Regions from separate parts of the Homo sapiens genome. Here region 1 is linked to region 2. Evidence: read pairs that join two places in POLR2A ChIA-PET (ENCODE). Cell type or tissue: Caco-2. All regions are shown on one strand.

Region 1 (4,000 bases), 240 kb after region 2:
AAAAGAATTGAAATCAGGGTCCCAAAGAAACATGTGTACATCCGTGTATATTGCAGCACTATTCGCAATAGCCAAAAGGTGGAGGCAATCCAAGTGACCGTATACTGATAAATGAATAGCCAACATGTGGTATGTCTTTACAATTGGATATTCTCAGCCTTAAAAAGGAAGAAAATTCTGATATATGCTACAGCATGGCTGAACTTTGAAGACGTTATACTAAGTGACATTACCCAGTCACAAAAGGACAAATACTGTATAATTCCACTTATATGAGTTACCCAGAGTAGTCAAATTCATAGAGTAGAATGATGGTTTCCAGGGGCTGAGTGGAGGGGCTTGGGGAGTTATTATTGAAAGAGTACAGCATTTCAGTTTGAGAAGATGAAGAAGTTCTAGAGAGATGGCGGTGACAGTTGCACAGTAATGAATGTACTTCATGCCTGTCAACTATACATTTAAAAATGATTAAACTGTGGCTGGGGAAGGTGGCTCACACCTGTAATCCCAGCGCTTTGGGAGGTCGAGGCGGGCAGATTATGAGGTCAGGAGTTGGAGACCAGCCTGGCCAACATGGTGAAACCCGTCTTACTAAAAACACAGAAATTAGCAGGATGTAGTGTGTGCCTGGATTTCCAGCTACTGGGGAGGCTGAGGCAGAGAATTGCTTGAACCTGGGAGGCAGATGTTGCAGTGAGCTGAGATTGCGTCACTGCACTCCAGCCTGGGCGACAGAGTGTGACTCCATCTCGAAAAAAATTATTAAAGAAATGATTAAAGTGGTAAATTTTACATCATGTGTATTTTACCACAAAAAATTATCTACAACATCACTTTATTTTAGAAAAAAAACTGTTTCTAAACTGTCCAGCTCAGATGTGATCTCTTTTATATTTTGGGGGATTATCATAATAGAATTAAAAGAGCTAGATTTACAGTCAGAAAACCCAGTTTCAAATCTCAGTTCTGTTGCCTGTTGGCTGTTTGATCTTGTTCTTATTGAACTTCATTTTCCTTGTCTTTGGTCAAATATTATGAAACCTATTTTTACTCCTTCACCAGGCGGATGTGAAGATCCAATTAGATAATTTATGTGAATGTGCTTAGCAAACCACAGAACACTAAACAAATATAGAAATTTTTTCGAGAAGATAATGAGGTTCTCTCTGGGACCTATTGTAATATTTTCCAGCTTTTCTTGCCAAGAAGTTCCTTCTATCACACCTAAATTCCGTCGAATTTATTTCCAAGCTTCAGCCAGCTTGGAAATAGCCTTTCTGTTGGGACATTTCCAAATCCCAGGTTTAGAGGTTCTTCCATCTGGCAGGTGTCAAAGAAGACAACAGGAACCATGAGCAGAACCACTTGGAACTGCAAACTCTTTGGGCCAAGGAGAGACTTCTTCTCCAGGTCTGGTTTGGTTCGCAAATTCCTGGCTGTCATAGCAACCTGAAAAGCAAAGGAAGACTGTTTAGTGTCGTCTTTGACTGCAGCCTGGGCTCGGAATGCGCTCAGGTTGGCCCAGTAAACAGTGTTCACCGGTAACCACTCTGTGTCTCTCCCTCTGGGCCCAGGGATGGGTGAGGCAGGGAGCTCACCAGGCTCAAGTCATCTGGCCGCACAGCTTCTCACCTAGTGTCACTCAGCTCCCCTCTGCTGCTCTGTCTCCCAGTGGCTCTGCCAGATCTAACATGGGGAGGGAATTTCCAGAAGAGGCCTATTGGGAGATGGAGTCAACTCCACAGTGGAAGCAAATGCCTGCCGCCCACATGAAGATGTGTGAAGATGACTTGGGGAGGGGGAGCCGACAGCATTTCCATGGTAACCTCAAGCATCCCTGTGAAGTCATCATTGTGCTCTTCTGACCTATTCAAACCCTGGCAACCAGGGCTGTTTATCTCTAGGGATTGAGTTCAAGATCTAAAAATGTGAAAGACCTAAACTGAAATGAATAGGCACCTCACTTGCTAAGAAGTAGGTCTACAAAGACATGTGATGTCATGTTCATTAATCGTTACATTGATTGTTACAAGATTTTTACACATTTGACAACAATTTACAGGCGAGTTTTTTTCTCATTGCAAGAATTCCTGATTATGCACAGTGATTGCCGAGAAATCATTGTTGGGCCAAATTTCAAAAGTAAAATTATAAAAAATACTGCAGTATTTTTATAGTTAAAAAAAAGGGATTGGGTGTATTTTAATATGCTTAATATGATGTGTGGAGGCTCAAAGGCCCATGAAGTCCTCAAAGTGTCCATGCTTGTTGCTTATAAGTTTGTTTTTTTCCTCCCTCCCCTCTTTTCCCTCCCTCCCTCCCTTCCTTCCTCGTTTCCTTTCTTTCTTCTTTCCTTCTTTCTCTTTCCTACCCTCCCCTAATTTCTCAATCTCTCTCTCTCTCTGTCTGCTTTCCGCCTTCCTACTGAGGTGCACAGTGTCACTGCTGTCTGGGACGGAAGCAGTATGAAATAGACAAGAAACCCTGTGGACTCAGATGGCTGTGTTCTTCCTGTGGGAACTTGGGTACAGTATGAACTCTCTGGTCCTCAGGTTCCTTCTTCACTTGTAAAATGAGGTGATAACAGTTGCTTCCAAGAGTTCTTGTGAAAATTACAGTAGTAAATGCTGGTTATTCTTGTTATTATTACTACTAATAATGATAGCAACCCACATTTCAGTAGTAATCACACACAGACATTCATATGTCCTCTAGCCACTGGAATGTCCCTGTTCTCAGATGTGCAGGAACTGTATCTATTTTTCTAGTTCTTTTTGTGCACAGGTGAGTAGAGTATCCTGTGAAGTCCTCAAAATGTCCATGCTTGTTGCTTATAAGTTTGTTTTTTTCTCCCTCCCCTCTTTTCCCTCCCTCCCTTCCTTCCTCTCTTCCTTTCTTTCTTCTTTCCTTCTTTCTCTTTCCTATCCTCCCCTAATTTCTCAATCTCTCTCTCTCTCTCTCTCTGCTTTCTGCCTTTCTACTGAGGCGCGGTGGCTCACGCCTGTAATCCTAGCATTTTGGGAGCCATGTGAGTGGATCACTTAAGGCCAGGAGTTTGAGACCAACCTGGCCAACATGGAAAAACTCCTTCTCTACAAAAAATACAAAAATTAGCCAGGTGTGGTGGTACATGCCTGTAATCTCAGCTACTCGGGAGGCTGAGGCACGAGAATTGCTTGAACCCAGGAGACAGAGGTTGCAGTGAGTCAAGATCATGCCACTGCACTCCAGCCTCGGTGACAGAGTGAGACTGTGTCTCGAAAAAAAAAAAAAAGAATAAAGAAACATACCCTAACATGGTCTGGTAAAGGAGCTATGAATATAATCAATAACTTCAGTAAGAACAGTGTGGGAGAACTGTCATTAGAGAAGTACACTCATCTTGGGGTCCAGGAGCATGAGGTCACATCTGTCAGGAGTGACCATGGAAGTCTTCACGGAGAAGGTGAAATTGAAATTGGGGCATGGAATGATAGGTACAATTTCTGCTCAAAAGTGATAAGCAGATGGAAGCCCAGTAGACAAAGAAGCTATTAAGGGTTTTTGACATGGGGAGCAACACAGTCAAAGGAAGATTGATTGGATTTACCTGTAAACACCTAAAGGAAAGGAATGGGATTGGAAGTGGGAGAAGGGTTGGGGGAGGGTGGGGAGAAAGGCTGGGGAGGAACTGGAGATGGAAAGTTTATCCGTAAGGCTTTCAGTATTCTAGGTGAGAGGTAAAGAGGCCACGTGCCTAGAAGAAAGAGATGACAAATGTAAATTTTTGAATAGAGGAAAAGATTTTTTTTTTTTATTTATTAGAGAGGGGCATAGGAGATGGTGGAGGATAGAGAGAAGTCAATCATGACTTTGATTTTAAGCCAGGATGACAAGAAGAATTATGGTTCTGGCCAGGCACAGTAAACAGAGCTCTCCCTCCTCTCCATCCCCAACCATCCAATTCTCTTCTCAAAAGGCAATCTCAGCTGGGTGCGGTGGCTCACACCTGTAACCCCAG
Region 2 (4,000 bases):
CAGTGAAGTGATGCACTCAAAAGTATTCAAAAATGATTTCCAACTTAGAATGCTATACTCAGCCAAATTACTAATAAAGCATGAAATTAGGATAAAGATACTTTTAGATAAGGAAGATCTCCAAACATTTACCTCTCATGTACCAATTGTCAAGAAACTGTAGTAAACTGTGCTCCACCATAATGAGAGAGTAAACCAAGAAATTAAAAAGATATGAGAAACAAGTAAAATACAATGAAATTAAAGGAATCCCCAAGATGCTGGGAAGGGAGAGCCATTTACATAGAATCCAGAATGGAGCAGATCAGAAGGCTCTGGGAGAGGTGTGTTGAGGAAAATGAAATGTTAAGAATTTGTGAATATCTTGAGAGTGTGATACAGACAAACGGCAAAGAGTTTGGGAATAAACTAGTCATAAGTACATTAAAATTAAGAATAATAAAATAAGTGTTAATTCCAAGGAAAACAAAAAGTCTCGCAGAAAAGTCATTGATTACCTGGCTTAGCTGAGAATTGCATGTACACATCATCACAATGCTCTAGGCCGAGCACGGTGGTTCACTCTTGTAATCCCAGCACGTTGGGAGGCCAAGGCGGGCAGATTACTTGAGGTCAGGAGTTCGAGACCAGCCTGGCAAACATGGTGAAACCCTGTCTCTACTAAAAATTCAAAAAAATTAGCCAGGCATGGTGGTGGGCGCTTGTAGTCCCAGCTAGTCGGGAGGCTGAGGCAGGAGAATGGCGCTAACCTGGGAGGCGGAGCTTGCAGTGAGCCGAGATTGCGCCACTGCACTCTAGCCCGGGCGACTGAGCGAGACTCCGTCTCAAAAAAAAAAAAAAAAAAAAAAAACCCTCATAGAACTATTTGACTCTTTAAACAATGTTCATGGTGATAAAACCCTAATCTTTAAAATTAAAGAACTTAGGAAGGGAAGGAGAAAAAAAACAGATGGAAAAAGAGCAGAGCATGCATACAGTATTCGTTTTTTGCTCATAGCATGTAAATTATTCTCATCTGAAACTCAGGATGAGGAGCACCCTTCTATCTTATGACCATTGTTTTCCACAGCCTATTTCCAATCTCAAGTCAAGCACTGTGGAAAAATAAAAACTATTTAGCCATTCTTTAATTTCCAGCTAGAATTTGGCAACTACACTTAGCCACTCCATCATCTATAGCCATGGAGACTAGGGTGACAATAGATGTTAGAAATGTTCAGCTAAGGGCAGGCGTGGTGGCTCACGCCTGCAATCCCAGCACTTTGGGAGGCCAAGGCAGGTGATCACGAGATCAGGAAATCGAGACCATCCTGGCTAACACCGTGAATCCCCCTGTCTGCTAAAAATATAAAAATTAACTGGGCATGGTGGCATGCACCTGTAGTGCCAGCTACTTGGGAGGCTGAGGCAGGAGAATCACTTGAACCCAGGAGGTGGAGGTTACAGTGAGCCAAGATGGCGCCACTGCACTCCAGCCTGGGCAACAGAGCAAGACTCCATCTCGGAAAAAAAAAAAAAGGAAAGAAAGAAATGTTCAGCTAATTCCCAAAGTTTATATTAGTCAATATTGTTAAACAACTTATTCTTGTCATAAAGAGATATCCATCATGGGTTTTTTTTTTTTTTGTCTTTTTTTTTTTTTTTTTTGAGACAGAGTCTTGCTCTGTTGCCCAGGCTGGAATGCAGTGGTGAGATCTTGGCTCACTGCAACCTCCACCTCCCGGGTTCAAGCGAGTCTCCCTCCTCAGCCTCCCAAGTAGTTGGAATTACAGGCATGCGCCACCACTCCCAGCTAATTTTTGTATTTTTAGTAGAGACGGGGTTTCACCATGTTGGTCAGACTGGTCTCGAACTCCTGACCTCAAGTGATCCAGCCACCTCAGCCTCCCAAAGTGCTAGGGTTACCGGCGTGTGCCACCACGCCTGGCTCATCATGTCTTTTTTTTTTTTTTTTTTTTTTTTTTTTTGAGGTGGAGTCTCGCTGTCTCCCAGGCTGGAGTGCAGTGGCGCCATCTCGGCTCACTGCAAGCTTTGCCTTCCAGGTTCACGCCATTCTCCTGCCTCAGCTTCCCGAGTAGCTGGGACCACAGGCGCCCCACCAGTCCTGGCTAATTTTTTTGTATTTTTGGTAGAGATGGGGTTTCACCGTGTTAGCCAGGGTGGTCTCGATCTCCTGACCTCGTGATCCGCCCATCTCGGCCTCCCAAAGTGCTGGGATTACAGGCATGAGCCACCGTGCCCAGCCCATCATGTCTTTTTTTAAGCTAAAAAGTTCTGTAAAAACTTTAGAAGAAATCGTGCCTTTTCCCTAGTAGATTCCATACTGGAATCGTAGGCAAGTCTTTATCACTTAAGAGGGTTCCCATGAATTTGAATTCTAACTTCTCTCCCCACATAGCATTACGTCTGTCACCAAATAGGATAACAGAAACTCCAGGGCTGGATGAGTGTTGGATAAGTAATGGGGCGGAAAGGACCCTTCTAATGGAAACATCCTCAGTGAAGGCTCTGAATCCTATTTCATTCAGGGCTTACACATCCTCTCTTAGCCCAAGAGGTAGAACAATGACAGACAAAGAGAAAATAAGATGAAGTTATTTTAGAAAATAAAATTTCTTTGAAAGAGACATAACTCCTTTGTAATGATGTGGTTAGGCCCAAGACTAATAACTTTTAGTTAACCATGTAACAGTTGTAGTACTATGGATGTTTGGAACATATCACATTTATCACTGATATGTTCAGATCTATATTGTAATTCATTATCTTCCTCTAGCTCTTTTCATCCAAGACCTCACAGTAGGTACTTTCATAGTTCTTATCTCATCCCCTCACCATTCTAAACTGATTCATAGGGCTCTAACCTCATTTTTCAGATGCCAAGTTACAGAAATAATGTTATCATTGGTAAAAGTAAAATTAGAATTTAAGCATCAGCCTGGCACAGTGGCTTACACCTATAATCCCAGCACTGTGGGAGGCAGAGACAGGCAGATCACATGAAGCCAAGAGTTAGAGGCCAGCCTGGCCAACATGTTGAAACCCTGTCTCTATCAAAAATACAAAAATTAGGGCCGGGCGTGGTGGCTCACACCTCTAATCCCAACACTTTGGGAGGCTGAGGTGGGTGGATCACCTGAGGTCAGGAGTTTGAGACCAACCTGGCCAACATGGTGAAACCTAGTCTCTACTAAATATATATATATATATACACACAAAAAAAAAAATTAGCCAGGCATAGTGTTATGTGCCTGTAATCCAGCTACTCTGGAGGCTGAGGCATGAGAATCACTTGAACCTGGGAAGCAGAGGTTGCAGTGAGCCTGGCTGACAGAGTAAGACTGTCTCTAAAAGAATAAAACAGGCTGGGCATGGTGGCACACACCTGTAATCCCAGCTACTTGGGAGGCTGAGGCAGGAGAATCGCCAGAACCCAGGAGGCAGAGGTTGCAGTGAGTCGAGATTGTGCCACTGCACTCCATTCTGGGTGACAGAGTAAGACTCTGTCAGAAAAAAAAAAAAAAAAAAAAGAATGTAAGCCTCTAAGTCAAGCCATTCATCATGCTAAATCTAATGTGGTTACCCAATACTATAAAGAGAGTAATGGCCGGGCGTGGTGGCTCAAGCCTGTAATCCCAGCACTTTGGGAGGCCGAGGTGGGCGGATCATGAGGTCAGGAGATTGGGACCATCCTGGCTAACATGGTGAAACCCCGTCTCTACTAAAAATAAAAATAAAAATAAATTAGCCGGGCGTGGTGGTGGGAGCCTATAGTCCCAGCTACTCTGGAGGCTGAGGCAGGAGAATGGTGTGAACCCAGGAGGCAGAGCTTGCAGTGAGCCAAGATCATGCCACTGCACAGCAGCCTGGGCAACAGAGCAAGACTCCGTCTCAAAAAAAAAAAAAAAAAAAAAAACCAAAAAAAAAAAACACAGAGTAATAAGAGAAGGCTCATGGAATTCGTATCAATGAAATCATGGAGGAAAGTTTATCAGTGTAC

Evidence for each region. Peaks named below come from ENCODE experiments on the same cell type or tissue, not always from the same donor. Only the 100,000 strongest peaks of a DNase experiment are listed, where the experiment ranks them.
Region 1: POLR2A ChIA-PET joins it to region 2 with 6 read pairs; 2 of 35 experiments call an interaction of 5 or more read pairs at or near these places.

Annotation. Positions count from the first base shown.
Region 1 is chr11:123,205,560-123,209,559 of GRCh38, forward strand. It overlaps LOC105369540 (a long non-coding RNA gene), which reads left to right. Exons shown (of 2, transcript XR_948116.2): 2 at 1,063-2,160. It overlaps LOC105369539 (a long non-coding RNA gene), which reads right to left and starts at 2,225. Exons shown (of 2, transcript XR_948115.3): 1 at 1,633-2,225; 2 at 1,226-1,449. In Caco-2, no CTCF peak of the experiment used is centred here; a DNase peak (open chromatin) is centred at 1,552.
Region 2 is chr11:122,968,544-122,972,543 of GRCh38, forward strand. The region is part of intron 1 of LOC124902774 (a long non-coding RNA gene); the gene reads left to right. Among named protein-coding and RNA genes, the nearest start is that of BSX, 11 kb to the right of the region's middle. In Caco-2, no CTCF peak of the experiment used is centred here; no DNase peak of the experiment used is centred here.